2 separate regions of the Homo sapiens genome follow, and region 2 is linked to region 1. The links are chromatin loops, found by intact Hi-C in ENCODE. Cell type or tissue: mammary epithelial cell. All regions are shown on one strand. Links, peaks and the distances in the headings refer to the core of each region. The heading gives the core; the rest is flanking DNA.

The links. A loop is a pair of places that touch in the nucleus more often than their neighbours do. Peaks named below come from ENCODE experiments on the same cell type or tissue, not always from the same donor. Only the 100,000 strongest peaks of a DNase experiment are listed, where the experiment ranks them.
Region 2: a loop joins it to region 1, with 5 times the contacts of the local background. A loop is called at or near these places in 6 of 110 quality-filtered maps.

Annotation. Positions count from the first base shown.
Region 1 is chr1:15,204,367-15,208,754 of GRCh38, reverse strand. The region is part of intron 1 of TMEM51 (transmembrane protein 51); the gene reads right to left. Among named protein-coding and RNA genes, the nearest start is that of TMEM51-AS2, 35 kb to the right of the region's middle. RefSeq lists enhancers at 3,324-3,493, 3,862-4,388. In mammary epithelial cell, for the core only: no CTCF peak of the experiment used is centred there; a DNase peak (open chromatin) is centred at 2,194.
Region 2 is chr1:15,126,878-15,131,265 of GRCh38, reverse strand. All of the region lies in intron 1 of TMEM51-AS1 (TMEM51 antisense RNA 1), which reads left to right. Among named protein-coding and RNA genes, the nearest start is that of TMEM51-AS1, 23 kb to the left of the region's middle. In mammary epithelial cell, for the core only: a CTCF peak has its summit at 2,564 (motif pointing left); a DNase peak (open chromatin) is centred at 2,575.

The DNA of each region.
Region 1 (4,388 bases), core at 122-4,121:
CTGCTCCTCATTGGCACCAACTACTTCCTACCACAGGGCCTTGGAACTTGCTATACCTACTGCTTGAAAACACCCTTCCACCTGTCTCTTTTGTCTGGCTACTTATTTATTTATTTCTGTATTTAAAATTTTTTAAAAAATTATTTTAGAGACAGCATATTTCTTTGTCACCCATAGCTCACTGCAGCCTCGAACTCCTGGGCTCAAGTGATCCTCCCGCCTCAGCCTCCCAAGTACCTGGGATTACAGGTGCACACCATCACACCCAGCTAATGTTTTAATTTTTAATCTTTTTGTAGAGATGGAATCTTGCTGTGTTGCCCAGGCTGGTCTTGAACTCCTGGCCTCAAGCGATCCTCCTGCTTCGGCCTTACCAAAGTGCTGGGATTGCAGGCATGAGCCACCATGCCTGGCTATCTTACTACTTTTTAGTAGAGACCTCTGTCTCTCAGCTTAAATGCCACCTCCTCAGTGAGCACCTCTCTGACCATCCAGTGGAAATGCCTCCTCTCTCACACAGCTACACTTGGGTCCCCTGCTGAGTTCCTTGCCTTTCCTTCCCATGGGTGATGATAACACTTTGCAGTCAGTAGTAATCTCATTTTGCTTTCTTGTTGGCTCCCTGTCTCCCTCACTGGAGTATGAACTCTCTGAAACACGGTTCTTGTCTGTCTTGTCCACTGCCTGCTCCAGGCCCCAGCACCGCATGCCAGGAACTTAACAGGTACTTAGTAGATATTTATAGAACAAACAAATGAATACCTGGCAAGTTTAAAAGTTGAACCAATGTCTCATATCAATGAGGGGAAATTCCCAGTCCAAGCCTGAAGGGGAGAGGATTAATAAAAGCTAACTTGCAGGAAGATCCAGATACCCAAATCTTGTATCCGTATGCAAATAATTTGCCGGCAACATGAGGAAAATATGCAGAATAAATGTGATTTCCGTTGTGACCTGAGAAAGTGACTGTATCAGTATTCCCTGGTGGGGCTGGAGGTTTCAGCGGTTGCCTGGCCTTTGCAGGTGGAAGTCAGCAGGGAACATGGAAGCCTTTAGCCTCACCGCTCCACGCTGGGCAGAGGCTCTTTCCACTCGTGTGCACACCCCTGGCCAACCAGAGCCGGCAGGGAGGGGCTGTGCAGTGGGTGTGGAGGAGTCGGGGCCAGGGAGGTAGACCCAGCTCCAGACATCAGAGTGGCTGAGACCTGAGTGGGGCCATCACAGCCAGGCACATCTGGATTGAGTCTCCATGAACTTGAACGTGAAGACAACGACTGAAATAAGATGGGACGATGGAAAGCAGCGCTGCCCCGGCTGAAACGGGGTAAAGGGCCCAAGCATTGATGGCTGGGCCTTCCGCTGCCTCTTCTCGCTGAATTGCAGAAACTCTCCAGGACACAGTTTAGAAACTGGGAATCGGATGTAGACCCTCACGTGACCACTGAGTTCTGTGCTGTGGCCCCGGAAGGTGCAGTTGCAGAAGCGCCCAGCCCAGCTGGCTTTAGTGGGAGGAGGTCTTGCCAGTCGGAGGCGGCTGGCGGTGCTACCAACCCCCATGACAGAGGGGCTCCTTGAGCATTCTCCCTGCACCGACCTCTTCCTGCCAAGCTGCATAATTGGGAAAGGGATCCCCGGTTCCACCGGGCTGTGCCACATTCACATCACAAAGGAGGAATTCAGTGGGGCTCTCTCTGCCAAGTTTCAGCCCACAATCACTTTTGTCACAATTTCCAGTCCCATGCAGTGGGGGTAGGAAAAAAGGTGCTGAGCCCCTGCTCCTGTCCTGCCTGGGAGGGAGTTTCAGGCTACCTCCCCACGGACCAAGGTCAAAGGGTGTCAGGTTCCTGTTTCAACAGAGCACCAGGGATCTTTTAGACTGTGCACTAGGGAAAAACAAAAAGCAATGTGCAAATGAGGCATAGAGGCAGGGGAGCTGGGAGGAGGGCTGCCCAGCTGGAGAGAGCTGATGGGAAAAAGAAGAAAGGATGTTAAGTAATACACAAGGCAGGGTAAGAAGAATAATGGTAACAAGAATAGCAGTCTCCGCAGCAGCTATCATGAAATCAGCAGCAGCTGATACTCAGCATGAATCAGGTGCATTCCTAAACTCACCCGATCCTCACGGCCACCCTTCAAGGAATGATCTGCCCCACCATCTTGGAGTCTTGGACAGGGTAAGTAATTTGCCCTGGGCCACACAGCCGGTAAGTGGCACAGTCGACTCATAATCAAATCCAGCTGACTGTGAAGTCCACCTGTGCCTGCACTATGCGGGTTCCCACAAAGCTGAGTCCCTGGGGGCCACTTTCTGGGCAAGGCACCGAGGTTCCCAGAGGTGTTTCAGGACAAAAGTGTGAGGGTGACAGGTAAATGTTTCCCTCCCTACCCTCCCTCCTTCCTTCCCTCCTTCCTTCTTCCCAGAGGTGTTTCAGGACAAAAGTGTGAGGGGGTGACAGGTAAATGTTCCCTTCCCTCCCCTCCCCTCCTCTTCCCTTTCTTCTCTCTCTCTTTTTTTTTTTTTTTTTTGACAGGGTCTCACTCTGTCATCCAGGCTGCAGTGGCATGATCATGGCTTACTGTACCCTTGACCTCCCAGGCTTAAGCAATCCTCCCACCTCGGCCCCCGAGGAGCTGGGACTACAGGCACACACCACCATGTCCAGCTATTTTTTGCGTCTTTTGTAGAGAAAGGGTCTCGCTCTGTTGCCCAGGCTGGTCTCGATTTCCTGGGCTCAAGCAATCTGCCTGCCTCAGCCTCCCAAAGTGCTGGGATTACCAGGCATGAGCTACTGGACCTGAACATTTCTTTTAAAATGACTTGTTGAAGATTTTGATTTAAACAATTCCCGGTTCCCCTACTGTATGCCAGGAGCTTTGGGGGATACCGAGATACATGAGACAGACTTTTACAATCCAGCAGGAAGACAGGCGATTCTGCCTAACAGAAGGGAAGTCAGCGTCAGAGAAAGCATCAATGTGTGTTGAATGCCAATTCTGTGCCAGGCCCTCTGTGGAGCTCTTTATGTGCATCATCATTTAATAGTTATTGGTTCTATTTTATAGATAAGGACACAGGTTCCAAGACGGAAAGTAATTTTTCTAAGGTCACACAGTGAGTACGAGGCAGGGGTAGGGTACGCCTGATCCTAAAACCCACACTTTTAAACACCAAGTAGCACTGCCAAAATGGAGCGTGTCTGAAGAGCTTCCAAAAAGAATGACGGATTCAATTTGAGGAGGGCAGGGAGAAGGAAGATACGCATGCAGCTCTGCAGGGCCTTGAGGCCTCTGTGGCCTTCCTGTGGGTGGAATTTGGGGGTAAGAGATCAGGATATTCCAGGGTGAGGGCTCAGCCTCAGTAATCCCACAGCGATGGGAAAGTGGGCATCTTCCAGAATATGTCATGGCTTGCAGAGAAAAGAGGCAGCTTCCCTCCCCGACTCCAAACACAAGCTGTCGGTGCATTGTATAAAACCTGACATCACCAGGGTCCTTGCTAATCCACGTAAGTGTTGGAGAAATTAAGGAAGACAAGTTCATCTTGAAGACTCAAGGGACCAGAAGCAGAAGCAGCGAGTTCATGAACCATACATCTTTTCTTGAGGCACTTGACATAGTGTCTTTCTCTAAGCAGGTGGCTGGTGTCCAGCCTTATTTAGAAGGCTGGCACGGGGGACCCAGTCACATTCAGTATTTCTTGGGAAATGTGACATCTCACATTTCAGAGACTTCCTCTGCCAGGATAGCACTGAGGGATGCAGATCTCCTGTCCCCGTCAGCCCAATGTGAGTCTGACACCTCGAACCTTCTCCAGGTTCTGGCCATCGGTGTCTCTGGGGACAACAGCAGCAGCCCCCCGACCCTGGCAAACAAGGCTAAGCACAGGCTCTGACCATCAGCCAGACCCCCAGTACTCTAGTCCCCCAACCCCCAGCACATAGTTAGGGCACTGACACCCCAGGCACTTTACACAATTTAGCTCATTTATCCCACCCAACAGTCATATAAGGGAGGTACTGTCATCCCCACCTCTGTCCATTTTATCAAGGAATACGCTGAGGCACAGAGGTGGAGAAACTTGCCCAAAGTCTCAGTTTAGTAAGTGGCAGCGCCTGTCCACAAAGCCCCTTGTTTAGGCCGTCCTCATTCACGGAGCAGCAGAAAAGCCAGCCTTTCCACCAAGGCAGGGCAGAGTTCCCATCAATGAGGTCTCGCTCTCTCACCCAGGCTGGAGTGCAGTGGCGCGATCTTGGCTCACTGCAACCTCTGCCTTCCAGGTTCAAGTGATTCTCCTTGACTCAGCCTCCCAACTAGCTGGGATTACAGGCGTGCGCCACCACACCCGGCTAATTTTTGTATTTTTAGTAGAGACGAGGTTTCACCACGCT
Region 2 (4,388 bases), core at 192-4,191, 78 kb after region 1:
CACTCTTAAGAGCCAACTGCACACTCTGGGGGAGGAAGGGCAATGTTTCTGCAAATTGTTGTTCCCTTGGCATATTAGTTATCTATTCCCATGTTACAAATTATGCCAAAACGTAGTGGTTCTGTGAAAAACAGTATGTATTATTTCATAGGTTCTGTGAGTCAGGATGAAAGCTGGTGCTCCTGGTTCAAGGTCTGGCACAGGCTGCAGTCAAGATGCCTAACAGGCTGCATTATCCCGAGGGTCAACTGGGGAGGGACCTGCTTCCAGGCTTACCCACGTGGTTGTTGGTAGAACTCAGCTCCTTGCAGGCTGTTGGCCAGAGACCACTTTAGTTCCTGGTCAAATGGGTCTCTTTATGGGATGGCTTACAACTTGGCAGCTGGCCTTATCAATGCAAGCAAATAAGGAGACACACACACACACACACACACACACAGAGAGAGAGACAGAGAGCGAGCACGCCCACACATACACAAGCAAGATGGAGGTCACAGTCTTTCATAACCTAATCTCAGGAGTGACAGCCCATCATTTTTACTGGATTCTATTCTTAGAAGCAAGACATGACCAAGGAGAGGGGACTTCACAAAAGGTGGGGTCATTGGGAGCCATTTAGAAGCTGCCTGGTCTGTTGGGGGCACAACACCTTGAGATCATGGGCATTAGAACCAAGTTTGATGCCAACTTTTAAAAAATTTTATTATTGGATCTTGAATTCCTAGCCTCAAGTGATCCTCCTGCCTTGGCCTCCCAAAGTGCTGGGATTACAAGGATGAACTGCCATGTCTGGCCCAATGTGAGCTGTTTCTCTTACCTAGTGTTAAAATAAAATGGGAGGCCATTAGGCTGAGGTGGCTCCCATGCCCTGGGATTCTATATAAACAAGGTGAAGCTTAACCTTAGCCAATCATAAAAGACCAGCTAAGCATTAATTACATGATCAGGAACTTTCCACCAGGATCATCTAAATAAGGCAACTGCCCAAACCTTAACCAATCAAATAATTTCTTTATTTTCCACATTCCTTATTTAATTTATCTGATTTTCCTCTTTACTCTATCAAAGCCCTTCCTTCAAACTCCTCTGGAGGAGCCCTGAACCACCTTCGATTTGGTGCTGCCCAGTTCATGAATTGCTGTTTGCTCAAATAAACTCTTTAACTTTTTAATGTGCCACCATTTATCTTTTAACACCAGCAGTGTGAGTCCCACACGTTGCTCTATCTCACCCAGCCTCGTCCCTGAGGATCAAATGTTACCTACCTTGATGAGCCACCTTGCCCAGTGTGTGAGTTTCCCGTGGCTGCTGTAGGAGATTGCCACAAACTTGGTGGCTTATTCTTGCACGGTTCAGTGGCCAGAAATATGACATGGGACTCACTGGGCTAAAATCAAGGTGTCAGCAGGGCTGTGTCCCTTTCAGGAGGCTCTAGGGAGAATCCGTTCCCTTGTCCTTTCCAGCAGTGAGAGGCTGCCGGCACTCCTTGGTCTGTGGCGCCTTCCTCCATCTCCACAGCCAGGAATGGAAGTTGAGTCTTTCTCATGTTGCACCGTTCTGACCTTTTCAGTAGCCACACTTACCTCTGACCCACTTCTTTCTCCTCCTTCACCCAGCGTTAAGGATCCCTGTGGCTACATAGGGCCCCCTGGATAATCTAATCTAGATATTCTTCCTATTTTTAGGTCAACTGATGAGCAGCACTCATCTCACCTGCAACCTTAGCTCCCTCTGCCATGTAAAGTATCACAGTCACGGGTTCTAGGAACCAGAGTGTGGGCCTCTGGGGACCCATCATTCTGGTGACCATGGAGTCCTTCCTTGAATCAGTTTTCATGTGACCCAAGGGCCTCCCCTTTCTCACAGGCCACACCTGGCTGCCTGATTGTCCCTGGCAGGGGGGTCCTGGCACCCAGAGGAGGAGGCGCTCCCCATATGCCCAGGGGCCAGGAGGGAGGCTCATTAATCGTGTAGGAACATGAAGAGGAGGCAGGCGGCTGGACAAAGTGATGTTCAGGGTCTTGCTTCGAGGTTCCCACGTGTGTGTCTGACTCCCTGGGGCTGCCCACGTGGTCCTGTGGTCCTGTGGTTTTACTCCAGGAGGCCACCTGCCTGCCACCCCTCAGAGGAAGGGAAAAAGCTGCCGTTTCACGTTGGAGCTGCACGCACAGAGGAAGACCTCCTGCCTGGCATCAGGCCATTCCTCAACTCATCTCCTGCTGGGTGGTCTATCGTCCTCACAGCGTGCTGGGCTCAGGATCTGGGCCTCCTGGCTGGAAGGGAATCTGGGTGGCTTAACAGGTTTTATTTGTCCTGAGGCCAGCTTTCAAATTTTGCCGACCCCACTGATGTTTCTGGCATCCTGTGGAGGAAAGAAAACAAAAGCCATTTCCCCCCCAAAAGCCACCTTTTGGGATTGCAGACAGCTGGCAGGGATGGTGGGGGGCCCTGCCCACCTGAAACTTTGTCTACTGGGCCTGGATCTCTGAGTGGCCTAGGCTGCTTTGGTCCTTCTTGAGCTGAGCTGGGCTAGGCTGGTGAGGGGCGTATTGTCCTGCCATCTAGTGGCGAGTTCTGGGACTGCGAGCTATAATGGCCCAGGCGCTGCCTATAGTGGAGCCATATATACCAGGGCGGTTGGTCCCAGGCCCCTGGTCATGCCACAGAATCACCAAAGGAAGTTTAAAAACTACGTAGGCTCCAGACTCACCCCACACCTAGTGAATCAGAAATCCCGAGGCCTGGAAATAAGCATTTTAACTTTAGCGTGTAGATTCCCTAGGCCCTATCTCAAAACCCTAAATTATTGGCTTTGGAGAAGGACCTAGAAATCGGAACTTTTAACAAGAGTACTCCAGTGACTCTCGTGAGCAGCTTGACTTGAACACCACCCATTCAGCTGCCCACAAGATAAATGAGGCAACTGTGGGATGTAGATTATTTTAAAAGCTGATACAATATTCGATCGTATTACTAGGAGCATAAAGTCCAGGTTAAGGGAGGATAGCAGTTAAAAACATCTGGGTTCGAATCCCTACTTTTGATACTACTAGTTATGTGACCCGGGGCCAGTGTCTTAACTTTTTCCTGCCTCTGTAAAGTGGGGATAAGAGTACCTGTCTGCCAGGATTACAGCAAGGACTCAATTAGATCTCATGTAAAGGGCACAGGGCCTGACCCTTGGGAATTGGGCCCTTCATTACGATTCCACTGCTTGGGCCTATGTGGGAGCACGGTGTCCTTATTCAGGGATGTATTTATGAGAGGATTGTCCAGAGAAGGAAGAGATGGAAGGGGAGACCATGGAAGAAGGACAAGGGGCATGGAAAAGGCTTGAGGGTCTGTAATGGGGTTGGGGGAAGGAGATGTTTTGGGAGGGAGGCATTTATGCTGCTTAAAAAAAATAACAGGCCAGGCGCGGTGGCTCACGCCTGTAATCCCAGCACTTTGGGAGGCCGAGGCGGGCAGATCACCTGAAGTCAGGAGTTCGAGCCCAGTCTGGCCAACATGGCGAAACCCTGTCTCTACTAAAAATACAAAAATTAGCCGGGTGTGGTGGCTCATGCCTGTCATCCCAGCTACTCAGGGGGCTGAGGCATGAGAATCACTTGAACCCAGGAGGCAGAGGTTGCAGTGAGCCAAGATCGTGCCACTGCACTTCAGCCTGGGTGACAGAGCAAGACTCTGTCTCCCCAAAACAAAACAAATAACAGAGGGTCAACGTGGAAGAGGGACCAGGAGGCAGAGTGATAGAAAGTCCCCATGAGCAACTGGAACTAAGAAGGGCACAGGCAGACTCATGGTACAGTGAGCTCACAGCCACAGGAGACTGCAGGCCGATGCTGCATGAGGAATCTGTTGGGTGCCATAAAGCAGTGGTTCCCAACTGTGGCACTTATGTCCCTCATGGAGTGTGACCTGATTTGGGGGACATGCAGGTGAGCATTTGCAGGAATATTTATTTGTATATTTATGTGCATACTTGGCACATAGAGGCACACATATCCGTACCCACATCTATGTATTAGAAAACAGAGCCAGCGTCTTAGGCCTGTGGTTACACAGACACAGGCAGTGATGTCAGGTCTGGCCCGATTTAAAATAGGCAGCTATTATGCCAATAATAGTAGAGCTGGTTGTGGATGTGGTTGGAATAGTCAGGGTGGTCTTGGGGAACCCAGCCATAGAGGAACTTTCTGCTTGGGTTTGGAGACTGATGTCAGTGACATGGACTGGCTTTCCTGTGAGTGAGGACTCCACCCCAGGGCCTTCACTCTTGTGTCACCAAGAGGGTGTCGGCAAAGTTGCCGTTTTTAACAAGCCAGTCTGAAGCCTCTGGTGACCTCGATGCTGGAGTTTGTTGGGTTAAGTGACCACAAAACCAAATG